Regions from separate parts of the Homo sapiens genome. Here region 2 is linked to region 1. A link is an interaction called in ENCODE POLR2A ChIA-PET data of the cell type or tissue named here. Cell type or tissue: Caco-2. All regions are shown on one strand.

Region 1 (4,000 bases):
TGTGTTTACATTCATATTTTTTAAAAGTATTCAGCATTCTTTGGAAGACATCAGTATTTACATAGTGGAAAAAATAATAGCAAAAACAGCCCAATTAACAAAGAAAATTAAGGAATAGAATTCTATTAAAAATGCTAAACAGACTATAATAGAATATATATTAGATATGAATTTCACTAACCTCAGACAATTTTTAAGTCATCTAATACTAACTATTTCATGTGGTAAAACAATATGTCCATTAGGTCAATTTTAGTTTTGTGTTTTTCAGATCCTCCATATATTTGTTGATCTTCTGTCTGCCTCATCTGCCAATAACATAAATGAGTTAAAACCTTCATCAAAGACAGTTGATTTGCTTGTTTCTCCTGGTAATCCTATCAATTTTTATTTTATATATATGAGGCTGTGTCATGAAGTACATTTTATTTTTTTCAAAAATCTTTCTGAGGAACTGATACTTATAGTACATTTTTAAATTAAAGTCTATTTTATCCAATAATAATAGTATAGCTGTAGTAGGTTGTTTTTTCCTCCCAGAGTGTTTCATTTATGGTTTTTTTTTTTTACCTCCAACTTTTCTGTATGTTTTTTTGTTTGTTTGTTTGTTTGTTTGTTTGTTTGTTTGTTTTGAGATAGAGTCTTGCTGTGTCACCCAGGCTGGAGTGCAGTGGTGCGATCTCAGCTTTCTGTAACCTCTGCCTCCTGGTTTCAAGTGATTTTCATGCCTGAGCCTCCTGAGTAGCTGGGATTACAGGCATGTGCCACCACACCCAGCTGATTTTTTTATTTTTAACAGAGACGGGGTTTCACCATGTTGGCCAGGCTCATCTTGAACTCCTGACCTCAGGTGATCCTCCTGTCTTAGCCTCCCAAAGTGCTGGGATTATAGGTTTGAGCCACCATGCCTGGCTTTTGTGTATGTTTTAATATGTCTATTAAAAACAATATATAGTTGTAGTCCCTGTCTATTTTCTTAGTTTAGAATTTTCTTATTTTGTGTTATTATCTTATTTTGTATTTTATATTTGTGTTTCCATATACATTTTATTTCCTCCTTACCTTCTTTTGGATTAGTTGGTTATCCCACGTTTATTTTTTTCTACTACTACTTTGGAAGTTAAATGCCTTTTTTTCTTTCTTTTTGTTAATTACGTATAAGTTAATCAAATTCCAAAATTAATCAGTACATTTTCCTACTCCTGAAACATCCAAGACCTTGAAACATTTTAACTGCACTTACTACCTACCAACTGCTCCTGCCATGATTTGTTTCTACTCATTTAATCCCACAAGTCATTACATATCAAGTCAATGTTTCTTTAGTTTCACACACATAGTTTTCACTCCCTGTGCCTTTCCTTCCTTATCACATCTTTTTGTTGTTTGTTTTTGCTGTTTTTTGTTTTGTTTTTGTTTTAAGTTCTGGGATACATGTGCTGGATGTGCAGGTTTGTTACATAGGTAAACATGTGTCATGGTGGTTTGCTGCACCTATCAACCCATCACCAAGGTATTAAGCCCCACATGCATTAGCTATTTGTCTTTTATGCTCTCCCTGCCCCCACCTCCCGACAAGCCCCAGTGTGTGTTTTGTTTGTTTTTTGAGATGGTGTCTCGCTCTGTTGGCAGGCCAGAGGGCAGTGGCACCATCTCAGCTCACTGCAACCTCCGCCTCCAGGGTTCAAGTGATTATCCTGCCTCAGCCTCCCCAGTAGCTGGGATTATAGGCACCCGCCACCACACCCAGATAATTTTTGTATTTTTAGTTGAGATGGGGTTTCACCATGTTGGCCAGGATAGTCTCGATCTCTTGACCTCGTGATCCGCCCACCTCGGCCTCCCAAAGTGCTGTGATTACAAGTGTGAGCCACCGCACCTGACCTGTTTGTTTTACCAAGAGTGTAAAAGTGATCCTGTCTCTCCACAATCTCACCAGCAGCTGTTGTTTCTTGACTTTTTAATAATTGCCATTCTGACTGGTGTGAGAAGGTATTTCATTTTTTGATTTGCATTTCTTTAATGATTAGTGATGTTGAGCTTTTTTCATGTTTGTTGGCCACATGTATGTCGTCTTTTGAGAAGTGTCTATTCATGTCCTTTGCCAACTTTTTAATGGGTTTCTTTTCTAGTAAATTTGCTTAAGTTCATTGTAGATTCTGGATATTAGCCCTTTGTCAGATGGATAGATTGCAAAAATTTTCTCCCATTCTGTAGGTTGTCTGTTCTCTCTCATGGTTGTTTGTTTGCTGTACAGAAGCTCTCTAGTTTAATTAGATCCCATTTGTCAATTTTTGCTTTTGTTGCAATTGCTTTTGGCGATTTCATCATAAAATCTTTGCCCATGCCTATGACCTGACCTTATCCCGTCTTCATCTTTGACTTTACAAAAATTTTCATAATGTCCAAAGTATATCCTTTAGACTTTCCTTTAGTAATGCCCTGATGTTGGCAAGCTGTTTTGGGTTTTCACCTTTGTTCTTAAAATATTTTTTCCCCACTATCTGTTGAAGTGTACACTTCTAGTTACTTTCTCTTAACATATTGCTGATTTTATTCTGTGGGCTTCTCACTTCCATTGTTGATGATCAGCAGTCAGCTGTCTATCTGTTTCTCCTCTAAAGATACATTATATACTTTTAAGGTCTTTTCTTTGTCTTTGCTGTTCTGAAATTTCATTATGAGAGGTTTAGATATGGATTTACTGTTATTTGTTCTACTTAGGATTTACTAGGCTCTATTAATCTGACTTCCATTACTTGTCTATTATTTTAAACATATCCTCTGCCTCATTCTCTTTCTTTCTCATCGTTTGGGACTCCAATTAGATGTATGTTAGAACTTCTTCCTCTAAATCTTACTTAACCACTTTTTCACATTTTCTGTATTTTTGTCTTTCTGTACTATGCTCTGCATGAGTTATTCAGATAGATCTTCCAATTCACTAATTCTGTCTTCACCTATTTCCAATCTGCTCTTTAGCCTGTTTTTTGAGATTTTAGAATTCAATGTCTAAGCATATTTTTAAAAATTTGTAAATGTACTATTTATTTTTTATTTGCCCTTTCATGTTTCATAGTGAGTAATTTTTTCCTATTCTTTTTATTATTTCTTATATAGTGTTAATCATTTTGTATACGTTCATATTACAGTCTCTATCAGAATCTGATCAGAATCTGTCCAATTTTACTAGAAGTTCTAGAGGGTCTTAATACTCTGTTTATTGGGTTTTGCCGATTCTCTTTCAAGATAGTTTTTTATGTTATATTTTGTCAATTGTGAGTTTATTTACAGTGGGACATTTGTTACATGAATTGAATTAAGCATGATAGAATTGAACATGTCTATCCAGAAAGATTTTGTGGTGCATTAATTTCTGGGATTTGCCTTGCCTATACAAGTAGAACTTATTTTCTACCCAAATCCCAGGTAGTGATAAATTTCATTGTTATCTCCCTGAGGAGAATGGCAAAATTTCTTTGATGATCCCAAATTATGTGGGCGTTATTTTAACTCCACAGCACACAGGACACACAATCTTATTTTCTATCTCTACCTAGTCATTAAAACTGGTATCTCTGGGGTCCTAAATTTGAAATGCATGCCCTATTCTTACTACACTATCCACAGTGTCAGCTCATGCAGTTAACTCTCTGGTTTTCAACCTGTTTTTTCCTTCTTAGTACCACAGGTTTCTTCTTTTTTAAGATTAGTTGTGGATTTTAAAAACTTTTATTTAGATTTTCTAGGTTTGTTTCAAATGGGAGCATATTCATCTGGAATAGATATTATAGGCTCATTTCTTGGGGAAGAGGGATGTACAGGAATGGGAGCAGATGAGAAGGAAAGGAACCTGATTGGCCCAGATATTGTCAGTGCAGGTTGAGTTTTCTGCAAGTATTTTCCAAGGCCATGTCAGCGTCTCCATAGCTGGGAAAGCTGTGGTTTGTAGACACTTCCCACAACCCTGCAGTTTTAATTTTCTTACATCCTAAGACTA
Region 2 (4,000 bases), 67 kb before region 1:
TATCACTAAATGTTTTACAATTTTACTCCTTTCAAGGAACCACCTTTAGTTTTTCAACACATTCTGTTTTATTAAATCTAGTTTATATACTATTTTACTTTCACTCCCTTTTGTTTGTTTTGGGTGGGTTTTTTTTCTATTTTTACACAATTTAGAAATGGGAAAGTAGTCATTGCCCTTCATAACTTTTCCGAATTTTCACTAATAAATTTGTATTGCTTTAGTTATATCTCACAAGTTTTTATATGTAGTGTATTTCATTACCATGCATTTTTAGATGTGCAATTTCCATTAGATTCCTTTGTTGAGCCATAGTTATTTAGAACAATATTTCTCTAATTTCCAAACTGATGGGAGATTTTCTAGTTTTATTTTTGTTTAATGATTTCTGTTTAATTGAGGTCTGATCAGAGAAAATGCTCTGTATAATTTCAGTTCTTAGAAGTTGTTTAAAACTTGCTTTATGGATCATCATATGGTGAATTTTTGTAAGTGTTCTGTGTGTACTTGGGGAAGAAATCTGTTGTGTAGTTGCTGAGTATAATGTTCCACACAGGTTATTAGGTCAAGTTTGTTAATCATGTTATTTAAATCTTCTTTATTCTCATTGACTTTTTTCTGTCCATCCAATAATTAGCAAGACAAGTGTAGATTAAATCTTTATTACAATAAAGTAACATTCTTTGTCAATACTTTTTGTTTTAAAATCTATACTTTTGCTAATATAGCTACACCACTTTTCTTCTGGTTGATATGTTCACGTTCTTTCTTTTTCTATCTTCTTAGTATCAATATTTTGTATCTTTATTTTGTAGATATGTCTTTTATAAACATCATTATGAATTGATTTTGTTTTTATTCAGTCTGCCATTTATTTTTTAATTGGAGAATTGGGGCTGTTGGTTCATTTACTTTTGTGTTTAATGCAATCAGTGTTAAATTTGCCATTGTATTTTGTATTCTCTAATTATTTTTCATCATTCTATTTTTTGTATTCATATGGAAATAATACACTTTATTTTCATTCTTTTATTTATTTTTCCTAGAAATTGCAGGAGGTATACTTATCAAAATCTAAAGCTAATCAATACCTTTACAGTTTCTCCAGACACTTTCTCCAGCTAATCAATACCTTTAACACGTTAACTTCATTTACTCCCTTTCAAACATACATAATTTTGTCATACATGTGTCTAAATTCTTTCCAAGAATTGTCACTAATTTCGTGTCAATGTTCATTTGAATGAGTCCACATATTTAGCTCTTTCTTTTATCTTCTTCTTGTATCTGAGAACTTCCTCTTGGGATTCCTTCTGCCTTCTCAAAAAATTTTATTTTCTTTAGTGAGAATATTCCAGTGGCAAATCTTCAGTTTTTATTTGTTTAAAAGAAGTCTTTATTTCCTCTATTACTGTTTGTAATAAGGACTCTAACTTCATTTTTTGGTGTTTAACTGCTGACTGCTTTTAAGCCTCATCTTATTTTTCTTTCCCTATGATCCACAACTGGGCAAGCTTATAAAAAAGCCAAAGTGTTCTCTCCTTGGTACGAGTGGTAGCACATAAGCTCCTGCCCACATGTGGGAGCCCTCACTTTGGGTCCACCTCCTTACCACTATAAAAGCCCCATGCCAATCTCCTTTCCTTGCCCTCTAAGCTCTTCCCAGAAAAGACTCAATTACATAAGTAATACATCTTTTCACATCTTCTTGGTGTGTGTATGACATCATCATTCTCAACATCCAAACCAGATTTTTGGTGAGGGTCTATCCTGTCCCTGTGTAGAGGGTTTAAAACACTCTTAAAAGATGTTTTCTCTGGATATGGAATTCTAATTTTTTAAGTATTTTATTTTACCATAATGAAGATTAATTCTACTGTCTTTTGACTTCCATTGTGGCTATCAAGATGTCAGATGTCCAGTCAATTTGTCTCTTTTTTTTTTTTTTTTGAGACAGAGTCTTGCTCTGTCACCCAGGCTGGAGTGCAGTGGCGTGATCTGCGCTCACTGCTCGCTCTGCCTTCCGGGTTCATGCCATTCTCCTGAGTCAGCCTCCCGAGTAGCTGGGACTACAGGAGCCTGCCACCACGCCCGGCTTTTTTTTTTTTTTTTTTTTTTTTTTTTGTATTTTTAGTAGAGATGGGGTTTCACCATGTTAGCCAGGATGGTCTCGATCCCCTGACCTCGTGATCTGCCCACCTCGGCCTCCCAAAGTAGTGGATTACAGGCGTGAGCCACCGTGCCCGGCCTTGTCTTTTTATTATATTATTACTGTTCTTAAGATTGTATATATTGTCTTTAGTATTCTGTAGTTTCATTGTGATGTTTCCAAGTGTGTGTTGCTTTCTTCCTTTTTTATTTAATACTGCTTTGGATCTTAACAGCTTCTCAAACTGAACCTGTGGACAGTTGTTTCTTATTACTTTCTAGAAAACACTCATTTTCTCTTTAAATAATTCTTGCCAATTCTCTCTATCCTCTTTTTAGAACTCCCATAAAATAGATTAGGCCTTCTTACTATATCATCCCCTGAGTCTTAACTTCTTCATTTCCCTGCTTTTTTTTTTTCTCCTCGTATTCTGGATAATTTCATCTGACTAATACTCCCATTTGCCTGCTTTCTCTTTGGCTGTTTCTAATCTGCTGTTATATGGATTTATTGTGTTTTTTATTTCAATTTCTATATTTTTTGTTTCTAGAAGTTCTCTTTTGTACTTTATCAAATCTGTTAGAACATATTTTTATAGTGTCCTGCATATATTTTAAAGCTTAATTTTTATTCTTATTTTGTTTATTACACCTTGATAATCGTAAGTGTCTTATAAACTGTGCCTTATAATTTATGTGTATAGGTCTGTTTTGGTCATTTGTCTTTTTCTATTTTTCTTCCTGACATAGTTGTTCTTTTGCATTTTTCCCTAACATACTTGCATTTCTTTTTATTCTGAGCTATTTAATGTCCTTGAAAATCACTATCTGTGGGTTTTGAGACCTAGGATAAAGGTACTCCCTCCATACAGGAGTTAAATCTGCTTAGCCAGGCACCTAAGAGAAGTACCTTCAAGACCACCCTAAATTGAATTTGTCACCTTAATTTTTGTTGTTATTGTTGTTTCGTTTTTGATTACTTAGCTAATGTGATTACTTAGCTTTAAAAAATGTCGAAGGGCAAAATTATCCATCCAAAGGGTGGAAGTGATTTTGGAGGAAAATAGCTGATTGGTAAAAATAAATTAGAATATTTCTAATCAAGGAATTATTATTCTGCAAATCTAAGTGAGGATAGCTTTTTGATGTCATTTTTTTCTCTCTGCTCTATTCAGTGCTCAGACAACTTTAAGTCAGTCCCCTGAGAGTGAAGGAGGGCTGGGGGTAGCACTTACTCTTATTCTGAGGGTGTTAAGTCTTTGAGATCCCATTTAATTTAGAGAAGTTTGCTTTTTTGTTTTTGTTTTTTTTTTTTGGAAAATGCGCTTAGGGCAAAAAAAGCTTTAGTACTCTGCTTCCATCTTTGGGCTTCTTCTGCTTTCTCTGATATTTTGAGCTAATTTTTTTGCTATGTTTTCAGATCTTTGATAATCTTAAATAGCTACTTAAAGGTTCTTATTTGAACCATGATTCAGGTTATGAATAACAAGTCCTGCTATTCCACTTTGGGAGAAAATTCAGAGTTATGGACAGAAGGTATATGATCAGAGCCTGCCATTTTAAGTTCTTGACTCCAACTTTTTGGGAACCATGGTCTTCACAAGACATGGTTACCATTATTTTTCTCATTTTAAAAATGAGTAAACTGACGCACAGATAAATAAGTTGTTTATCCTTATACAACTATTTTTCTTCAAGTGCTAGAGCCGTGACTCACATCCAGATCTATCTGAACCACACCAGTGCTTCGATCAAATGCAGATTTCCTCTTGCCAGGGTCAGAATTACTCTAGCTACCCTTTTGATTCTACCTCCCTCCTTTGGCCTTTGGACTCTTATGAATTATTGCTAT

Evidence for each region. Peaks named below come from ENCODE experiments on the same cell type or tissue, not always from the same donor. Only the 100,000 strongest peaks of a DNase experiment are listed, where the experiment ranks them.
Region 2: POLR2A ChIA-PET joins it to region 1 with 8 read pairs; 2 of 35 experiments call an interaction of 5 or more read pairs at or near these places.

What each region holds. Positions count from the first base shown.
Region 1 is chr16:73,583,021-73,587,020 of GRCh38, reverse strand. It overlaps a transcript of ZFHX3 not described here. Among named protein-coding and RNA genes, the nearest start is that of TRK-TTT1-1, 110 kb to the right of the region's middle. In Caco-2, no CTCF peak of the experiment used is centred here; no DNase peak of the experiment used is centred here.
Region 2 is chr16:73,649,805-73,653,804 of GRCh38, reverse strand. It overlaps a transcript of ZFHX3 not described here. Among named protein-coding and RNA genes, the nearest start is that of TRK-TTT1-1, 170 kb to the right of the region's middle. In Caco-2, no CTCF peak of the experiment used is centred here; a DNase peak (open chromatin) is centred at 2,024.